Linked DNA regions of Homo sapiens: region 1 is linked to region 2. Evidence: read pairs that join two places in POLR2A ChIA-PET (ENCODE). Cell type or tissue: Panc1. All regions are shown on one strand.

Region 1 (5,000 bases), 140 kb before region 2:
CTTGGGGTCACTTTGCAACAGCCCCGGGAGACAGAGACAGAAGGTAGGATGGCAGGGGGTGCCGGAGCTGGGGAGCGGGTGCAGGGGCTGGGGAGCAGTTGCCGGGGCTGGGGAGCGAGTGCCAAGGCTTGGGAGGGGGTGGGAGTGACAGTTTCAGGGCCAGGGTTTCAGTCTGGGGAGAGGATAAAGTTCTGGAGGTGGTGATGGTGGTGATGGTTGCACAACCACAAGAATGTACTCAGTGCGACTGAGCTGTACACTTGAAAATGGGGAACATGGGAAACAAGCCCCACACATTTTACCGCAGTCAACGCAAATCAGGGCGACGAGTGAGCCGTGCGAGCCTACCGGGCTGCCGCTCGCCGGCCGGTCCTTGAGTGACGCCAGGACCTCATTCCACAGCTTGGCGTTGCTCTTGTCCTCTCTGATGAGGCTGCTCTGCTGGGCCGTGAGACTGTAGGGCTCCACCTTGGTTTTCTTGGATGTCCGGCGCGGGGACCCGGCCCTGCTCGGGCCACCTCCTGGAAGAGGGTGGGGCGCGTGAGGGAGGGGCGCGTGGCCCGAGCTGCCGGAGAGACAGCCACCGGCTCCCACGTCCACACGACCTCAACCCCACACCCGCGAGATGCCCACCTGCTCCCCCACACACAAGACGCTCACCCCACACCCACGAGATTCTCACCTGCCGACTTCCGCTTCCACTTGCCCTTGCCCGTCCTGGGGGACGCGAAGCCCCCCTCCTGCTGCTCCTCCTCCTCCCTCTTGCTGTTCTCCTTCTCTCGCTCTCGGTTGGCCAGGGCTTCCAGGTAGCCTTCTGGATACTTCAGGAGGAAGAGGGACAGCCGTGAGTCAGGCTTGGGGCCCACACGCTATGCAGAGCCCGCTCTTCCAGCCTCCTTGCCAGGTCTGGGTTTCCAGACACACCTGACCCCCAATCCCCCTGAAGAGCACAGGGTAGTCCTCCCTTATCTAGTTTTGCTGAGGTTTCAGTGACCCAAAGTCAACTGAAAATGTTACATGAAATATTCTAGAAACAATTCCTAAGTTGTAAACTGCACACTGTTCTAAGTGTCCAACGTCTAGAGGCGCTGCATCCCTCGGCTCGGGGCCCCTTCCTCCCCCTTTACAGCCACCTCACATCACGCACACTGCATGATGAAACATTGCATCGTCCCACAGGGATGTGAACCTTCCCTTTGTCCAGCTTCTCGATTCTCCTGCCTCAGCCTCCCGAGTAGCTGGGATTACAGGTGCCCGCCACCACACCCAGCTAATTTTTGTATTTTTAGTAGAGATGGGGCTTCACCATGTTGGCCAGGCTGGTCTTGAACTCCTGACCTCAAGTGATCCACCTGCCTCAGTCATCCAAAATGCTGGGATTACAGGCTAAATATAAAATATTAATATTAAACATTCTAATTTTTATTAAATAAGCCCAACACTTTGGGAAGCCAAGGCAGGGGGATCGCTTGAGCCCAGGAGTTTGAGACCAGCCTGGGCAACATAGCAAGATCCCCTCTCTACAAAAAAATTTAAAAAATTAGCCGAGCCTGGTGGTGTGCATCTGTAGTCCCAGCTACTTAGGAGCCTGAGGCAGGAGAATCACTTGAGCCCAGGAGTTTGAGGCTGTAGTGAGCTATGATCACACCACTACACTCCAGCCTGGACAACAGAGCGAGACCTGGTCTCAAAAATAAAAATAATGGCCCCAAAGTGCAAGAGTAGGGATGCTGACAATTTGGAAATGCTAAAGAGAAGCCTAAGATGCGAAAGAGAGGTTGTGAATCTCATACTGTGCCTAATTTATAGATTAAACTTAATCACCAGTCCAAACGTATGGAAAAAAAATTATACATCAACGGTTTGGTACTCTCTGGTTTCAAGCATGTGCTGAGGACCTTCGAAGTGTCCCCCTGGTAAGGGGGGGACGCCTGTGCATTCAGCTCTTCGTTAACTGTGGAGCCTCGACCAATGGCTAATCCTGTCTAATCGCAAAGCTTCACTACGAACAAGAGGAGACTAAGAGGAGATAATCGGCCAAGCTCCACCTGGCAGGGTCGGGGTAAGCGCATTTAATGTGAGCGAACGCGGGTGACGTGTTCAGCATCACATCCCACCAATAAGATCTCGTTGTCTTTACGATTTCCATGAGGGCAGGCAAACTTTTGCTTCCAGGGACCCTAGGGTGAATGTTTTCAAGCCTTATGGGTCTGGACTGCAAGCGCTGAGAGCAGGCTACTTCAGTGAATGAGCATGACTGTTTCCCCAGAAACTTCACTTACGAACACCTGACCCCAGGGCCTTAGCTGGCCAAACTCTGGTGATTCTGAGGACTCGGGCCCTCTCTGTCCTCACAGGGCATCATCGCTCCATTTCGAAGGTACCTATAAGTCACGTCTGACTCTCCAGTGTCTCAGGAAATCTTTGAGCTCCTTTCACATTCTTTATGTTACAATGGAGATGAGAGTCATAAAAAAAAAAAAAATCCTGGCCAGGGTCAGCGGCTCACACCTGTAATCCCAGCACTTTGGGAGGTGGAAGCAGGTGGATCACCTGAGGTCACCAGCCTGGCCAACATGGCGAAACCCCGTCTCTACTAGAAATACAAAAATAGCTGGGCATGGTGGTACACACCTGTGATCCCAGCTATGCAGGAGGCTGAGATGAGAGAGTCGCTTGAGCCTGGGAGGTGGAGGTTGCAATGAGCCGAGATCATGCCTGCACTCCAGCCTGGGCGACAGAGTGAGACTCTGTCTCCAAAAAAAAAAAAAAAAAAAGGCTGGGAGCGGTGGCTTACGCCTGTAATCCCAGCACTTTGGGAGGCAGAGGCGGGTGGATCACCTGAGGTCAGGAGTTCAAGACCAGCCTGACCAACATGGTGAAACCCCGTCTCTACTAAAAATACAAAAACTGAGCCAGGCGTGGTGGTGGGCACCTGTAATCCCAGCTACTCAGGAGGCTGAGGCAGGAGTATGGCTTGAACCTGGGAGGCAGAGGTTGCAGAGAGCCGAGATCCCACCACTGCACTCCAGCCTGGGCGACAGAGCAAGACTCCATCTCAAAACAAACAAACAAAAAAAATCCTACTCCCAACAGAAGCTGAGGCTGTCTCTCCCATTACTATTTTTCTCTCTACTTCCTCAGCTTCTGAAATTCCCCACCGTACAAATCCATTCAAAAGACAACCTGAGTGACCCCCTCGGGTAGAGGACATCAGGCTCTCGACAGCAATTAAGATTCCTTAAATAGTCTCACGATTCGTCTGCTGTAAAGCTTCTCCCTGCAATGGACAGACCACATCCTAACTGGTGCTGAAATGCTGCGCCGCTTGTTGAGTAAGTTCTCGGCAGTTCCCATCGCCACAGGGAGGTGAGAGATGGCTCGGGGATATTCATCTTCCCCATTTTTCCGTCCAGATCTCTCTGGAATCCACCAATTTGGTTGGTTTGTTTCTGCTTTTTTTTTTTTTTTTTTGTGATGAGCCAAGAAGTGAAAACAGAAGACACCAGATGCCTGACTGGTCTGCAGCGATCCCTTTACCAACAGAACGAAGACAAGCAAGTCTGGTTTTCAACTCTGAGATGCGGCAGGCGGAGAAGCAAATGTCATCTGCGCGTTCCCATCACCCCCTGGCTGGAGGATTTATATGGGACAGCTAGGGGGGTGCCATCAGCTGGGGCCCTGGAAATTATTCTGGATCAGAGAGAAACCAGGGAAGCATGGGCCCGAGACGGGAGGCCTCCTGGAGTGTTCAGCGCGGTCCAGAACATGAGCACCACAAGCCCAGGCAGGGCCCATTCTGTGACCCACAATGACCTTCAAGGATGACAGCCTCCAAGCAGGACACATGGTGCCCAGGCGGGAAGTGTCAGAGCCGTCATGGAGCCCGGCAGTGCTCCTGTTTTGAGATGGACTCTCATTCTGTCACCCAGGCTGCAGTGCAGTGGCGCAATCTCAGCTCATTATAACCTCCACCTTCTGGGTTCAAGCAATTCTCCTGCCTCAGCCACCTCAGTAGCTGGGATTACAGGCACCCGCCACCATACCCAGCTAATTTTTGTATTTTTAGTAGAGATGAGGTTTCACCATGTTGGCCAGGCTGGTCTTGAACTCCTAACGTAAGTGATCCATCCGCCTTGGCCTCCCAAAGTGCCATCCCCCATCCCAGACACACCTGCATGGTCAGCCCCAGCTTCTTGATCCGGTCCTTCCCCTCCTTCGTCCAAGGGCCAGGCTCATCATCGTCCCTCCGCAGAAGGTAGCGCCACACGAGAAACCCGGACTTCCCCTTCTCGGGCCAGTATTTCACAACCTGCAGAGAGCGGGCATCAGCGTCAGCTCCATCAGAGGCAGCCCCGGCGGGGACAGAGCCCCCGGCCTCCTCAAGGGGCACTCACCTTGTAGATGCCATCGTAGCGGTTGCCCTCAGCGGGGGCGTACTTGCTATTCTTGCCACCCTTGACATTGCGCACCACCCTGACCGGCTTCCCCGACCGCCAGTCCTTGGCCTCGGCCCCTTCTTGGTCATTGATGGGAGCAAAGCAGTTGAGAGCCAGCGCCCTGCAGGGAGAGTCAGGACCCCACGCATTATAGGTGAGGATGTACCCCCCAAAAAAGGAAACACAGGAGCCGGGAGTGGTGGCTCAGGCCTGTAATCCCAGCACTTTGGGAGGCTGAAGTAGGCAGATCGCCTGAAGTCAGGAGTTCGAGACCAGCCTGGCCAACATGGTGAAACCCCGTCTCTGCTAAAAATGCAAAAGTTAGCCGGGCGTGGTGGCGCGTGCCTGTAATTCCAGCTACTCAGGAGGCTGAGGCAGGAGAATCGCTTGAGTCTGGGAGGCAGAGGTTGCAGTGAGCCGAGATTATGCCACTGCACTCCAGCCTGGGTGACAGAGTGAGGTTCTGTCTCAAAAAAAAAAAAAAATTTAATATTTCAAAGTTATATATGTATAATTTATAAAATAGGCCACACCCAGCCTACTATTTATTTGAGACAGGGT
Region 2 (5,000 bases):
CCTTCGACATTCTAGGTGCAGCAGGCCAGGACAAGCTCTTGTATCTGAAGCACAAACTGAAGACCCCACGCCCAGGCTGCCAGGGGCAGGACCTCCTGCATGCCATGGTTCTCCTGAAGCTGGGCCAGGAAACTGAGGCCAGGATCTCTCTAGAGGCATTGAAGGCCGATGCGGTGGCCCGGCTGGTGGCCCGCCAGTGGGCTGGCGTGGACAGCACCGAGGACCCAGAGGAGCCCCCAGATGTGTCCTGGGCTGTGGCCCGCTTGTACCACCTGCTGGCTGAGGAGAAGCTGTGCCCCGCCTCGCTGCGGGACGTGGCCTACCAGGAAGCCGTCCGCACCCTCAGCTCCAGGGACGACCACCGGCTGGGGGAACTTCAGGATGAGGCCCGAAACCGGTGTGGGTGGGACATTGCTGGGGATCCAGGGAGCATCCGGACGCTCCAGTCCAATCTGGGCTGCCTCCCACCATCCTCGGCTTTGCCCTCTGGGACCAGGAGCCTCCCACGCCCCATTGACGGTGTTTCGGACTGGAGCCAAGGGTGCTCCCTGCGATCCACTGGCAGCCCTGCCTCCCTGGCCAGCAACTTGGAAATCAGCCAGTCCCCTACCATGCCCTTCCTCAGCCTGCACCGCAGCCCACATGGGCCCAGCAAGCTCTGTGACGACCCCCAGGCCAGCTTGGTGCCCGAGCCTGTCCCCGGTGGCTGCCAGGAGCCTGAGGAGATGAGCTGGCCGCCATCGGGGGAGATTGCCAGCCCACCAGAGCTGCCAAGCAGCCCACCTCCTGGGCTTCCCGAAGTGGCCCCAGATGCAACCTCCACTGGCCTCCCTGATACCCCCGCAGCTCCAGAAACCAGCACCAACTACCCAGTGGAGTGCACCGAGGGGTCTGCAGGCCCCCAGTCTCTCCCCTTGCCTATTCTGGAGCCGGTCAAAAACCCCTGCTCTGTCAAAGACCAGACGCCACTCCAACTTTCTGTAGAAGATACCACCTCTCCAAATACCAAGCCGTGCCCACCTACTCCCACCACCCCAGAAACATCCCCTCCTCCTCCTCCTCCTCCTCCTTCATCTACTCCTTGTTCAGCTCACCTGACCCCCTCCTCCCTGTTCCCTTCCTCCCTGGAATCATCATCGGAACAGAAATTCTATAACTTTGTGATCCTCCACGCCAGGGCAGACGAACACATCGCCCTGCGGGTTCGGGAGAAGCTGGAGGCCCTTGGCGTGCCCGACGGGGCCACCTTCTGCGAGGATTTCCAGGTGCCGGGGCGCGGGGAGCTGAGCTGCCTGCAGGACGCCATAGACCACTCAGCTTTCATCATCCTACTTCTCACCTCCAACTTCGACTGTCGCCTGAGCCTGCACCAGGTGAACCAAGCCATGATGAGCAACCTCACGCGACAGGGGTCGCCAGACTGTGTCATCCCCTTCCTGCCCCTGGAGAGCTCCCCGGCCCAGCTCAGCTCCGACACGGCCAGCCTGCTCTCCGGGCTGGTGCGGCTGGACGAACACTCCCAGATCTTCGCCAGGAAGGTGGCCAACACCTTCAAGCCCCACAGGCTTCAGGCCCGAAAGGCCATGTGGAGGAAGGAACAGGACACCCGAGCCCTGCGGGAACAGAGCCAACACCTGGACGGTGAGCGGATGCAGGCGGCGGCACTGAACGCAGCCTACTCAGCCTACCTCCAGAGCTACTTGTCCTACCAGGCACAGATGGAGCAGCTCCAGGTGGCTTTTGGGAGCCACATGTCATTTGGGACTGGGGCGCCCTATGGGGCTCGAATGCCCTTTGGGGGCCAGGTGCCCCTGGGAGCCCCGCCACCCTTTCCCACTTGGCCGGGGTGCCCGCAGCCGCCACCCCTGCACGCATGGCAGGCTGGCACCCCCCCACCGCCCTCCCCACAGCCAGCAGCCTTTCCACAGTCACTGCCCTTCCCGCAGTCCCCAGCCTTCCCTACGGCCTCACCCGCACCCCCTCAGAGCCCAGGGCTGCAACCCCTCATTATCCACCACGCACAGATGGTACAGCTGGGGCTGAACAACCACATGTGGAACCAGAGAGGGTCCCAGGCGCCCGAGGACAAGACGCAGGAGGCAGAATGACCGCGTGTCCTTGCCTGACCACCTGGGGAACACCCCTGGACCCAGGCATCGGCCAGGACCCCATAGAGCACCCCGGTCTGCCCTGTGCCCTGTGGACAGTGGAAGATGAGGTCATCTGCCACTTTCAGGACATTGTCCGGGAGCCCTTCATTTAGGACAAAACGGGCGCGATGATGCCCTGGCTTTCAGGGTGGTCAGAACTGGATACGGTGTTTACAATTCCAATCTCTCTATTTCTGGGTGAAGGGTCTTGGTGGTGGGGGTATTGCTACGGTCTTTTAATTATAATAAATATTTATTGAATGCTTCCGCAGCGCCATTGTCTTCTGGGACACCTTCTGCCTGGCTATTTGTTATAAAACACGTGGCTCCCGCTCCCGCAAAAGGGAACAGGAAGCGGGAAGTGCACGCCTCTTCTTGGAGGGCATAGACCGGCCTTTGCCCTCATCCCATTGGCCAGAATATAATCACATGGCCCTGCTCCTGCCGCAAGGAACCCTGGGAAATGTAGTCCTTTCTGAACGGCCGTGTGCCTCCCGAGTCGGGGTTCTAATACCAGGAAAGGTGGAGGGAAAAGATATTGTTGAGGGCGGGGAGGGTGCAGCCTGGGCAGCATGGTGAGACCGCGTCTCTTCAAAAATACAAAAGTTAGCTGGGCGTGGTGGTGCACGCCTGTAGTCTCAGGTACTCAGGAGGCTGAGGTGGGAGGATTGCTTGAGCCCAGGAGCCGAAGGCTGCAGTGAGCTATGAATGAATGAATGAATGAATGAATGAATGAGTGAGCGAGTGAGTGAATGAATGAATGAGTGAATGAGTGAGTGAATAAATGAACGAGTCAGTGAATGAATGAGTGAAAGAATGAACGAGTGAATGAATGAGTGAATGAATGAACGAGTGAGTGAATGAATGAGTGAATGAATGAACGAGTGAGTGAATGAATGAGTGAATGGATGAGTGAGTGAAAGGATGAGTGAATGAATGAATGAGTGAGTGAATGAATGGATGAGTGAATAAATGCATGAATTTGAATGAATGCCATTGGGGGACATTTAGCAGTTTTTGCTGCAGCCCTTCCTTTTTCTTTGGGGTCTGCCTTTGATGCCCCCACCAAGGTTGGACTCCGATGCCACTGTGTGACATTTGGCAAGTGCCTCCCCTGTCGGAGCCTCTGCTTTTTCATCTGAGAAATGGGTCTGTGGAGGCTGTTGTTTCAAGGCCTCAGCGGATCATATGCAGAACCACATATCAGGTACACCATACCTGGGTAGCAGGTGCAGCACTCATTAAGTATGGGGACCCACATGGAAGGGATTAATATTTTTCAGGGTGACAGACCTTCTAAGAATAAGAATGGAGCCAAGGTTTGTTGGACACTTAACATGTATTGATTCTGGAGTGTCTAAATACATAAACAAGACTGGGTGCTGTGGTGGCTCACATCTGTAATTAATCCCAGAACTTTGGGAGGTTGAAGTGGGAGGGTTGCTTGAGGCCAGGAATTCAAGACCAGCTTGGGCAACATAATGAAACCCCATCTCTATTTTTTTTTTTTCCTGAGATGGAGTCTGGCTCTCTCACCCAGGATGGAGTGCAGTGAAGAGAGCTCAGCTCACTGTAACCTCCACCTCTCGGGTTCAAGCTATTCTCCTGCCTCAGCCTCCCGAGTAGCTGGGATTACAGGAGCTCGCCACCACACCCGGCTAATTTTTGTATTTTTAGTAGAGATGGGGTTTCGCCATGTTGGCCACGCTGGTCTGAAACTCCTGACCTCAGGTGATCCACCTGCCTTGGGCTCCTAAAGTGCTGGGATTACAGGCGTAAGCCACCACACCCAGCCGCATCTTTCTTATTTATGTATGTATTTATTTATTTATCAACTGAATAAGACATCCAACTCTTTTTAAAAAATAAATAAATAAATAGGCCAGGCATGGTGGCTCACATCTGTTATCCCAGCACTTTTGGAGGCCAAGGCAGGCGGATCACTTGAGGTCAGGAGTTCGAGACCAGCCTGGCCAACATGATGAAACCCTGTCTCTACTAAAAATAGAAAAACCAGCTGGGCATGGGGCACACACCTGTAGTCTCAGCTACTTGTGAGGCTGAGGCAGGAGAATCGCTTGAACCTGGGAGGCGGAGATTGCAGTGAACTGAGATTGCGCCACTGCACTCCAGCCTGGGCAACAGAGCAAGACTCTGTATCAGTAAATACATACATAAATAAATAAAAATAGGCAGGGCATGGTGGCTCATGCCTGTAATCCCAGCACTTTGGGAGGCCGAGGTGGGTGGATCACCTGAGGACAGGAGTTCGAGACCAGCCTGGCCAACATGGTAAAACCCCGTCTCTACTAAAAATACAAAATTAGCTGGGTGTGGTGGTGGGTGCCTGTAATCCCAGCTACTTGGGAGGCTAAGGCAGGAGAATCGCTTGAACTCGGGAGGTGGAGGTTGCAGTGAGCCGAGATTGCACCACTGCACTCCAGCCTGGGTGACGAGAGTGAAACTCCATCTCCAAAAATAACAATAAAATAATAAAATAAAAATAAATAGGGAGGCACGGTGTTGCAGGCCCGTTGTCCTGGCGTGTAAGGAGGCGAGGCCAGACGTTTGAGATCAGCCTGGGCAACATAGGAAGGCCTCATCTATATAACAAAAAATTAAATACATAAATAAACAAACACATTTTCATCCTCAAAATGACCCCTCAAGGTAGAAGCTTCTATTATGGACCCACCTTACAGATGGGGAAAACCGAGGCCTAAAGAGATTAATTCTGACTCCAAAACTCACACAGATCAGAAACGGGGAATCACAATGGAAGGAGCTGAACTTCCAAGGGAGGAAACAAAGGAGGGTCCTCGAAGGTGAAACTGGACTCACTGAGCTGGG

What was found. ChIA-PET counts read pairs that join two places held together with the same protein. Peaks named below come from ENCODE experiments on the same cell type or tissue, not always from the same donor. Only the 100,000 strongest peaks of a DNase experiment are listed, where the experiment ranks them.
Region 1: POLR2A ChIA-PET joins it to region 2 with 6 read pairs; 9 of 35 experiments call an interaction of 5 or more read pairs at or near these places.

What each region holds. Positions count from the first base shown.
Region 1 is chr19:4,950,171-4,955,170 of GRCh38, reverse strand. UHRF1 (ubiquitin like with PHD and ring finger domains 1) reads right to left here. Exons shown (of 17, transcript NM_001048201.3): 12 at 4,398-4,560; 13 at 4,175-4,312; 14 at 683-821; 15 at 349-521. Among named protein-coding and RNA genes, the nearest start is that of KDM4B, 16 kb to the left of the region's middle. In Panc1, no CTCF peak of the experiment used is centred here; no DNase peak of the experiment used is centred here.
Region 2 is chr19:4,813,347-4,818,346 of GRCh38, reverse strand. TICAM1 (TIR domain containing adaptor molecule 1) reads left to right here. Exons shown (of 2, transcript NM_182919.4): 2 at 1-2,415. The coding sequence ends at 2,108. Among named protein-coding and RNA genes, the nearest start is that of TICAM1, 16 kb to the left of the region's middle. RefSeq lists enhancers at 2,365-2,494, 4,629-5,000. In Panc1, no CTCF peak of the experiment used is centred here; DNase peaks (open chromatin) are centred at 2,566, 2,946 and 3,375; H3K4me3 peaks cover 302 bases; H3K27ac peaks cover 717 bases.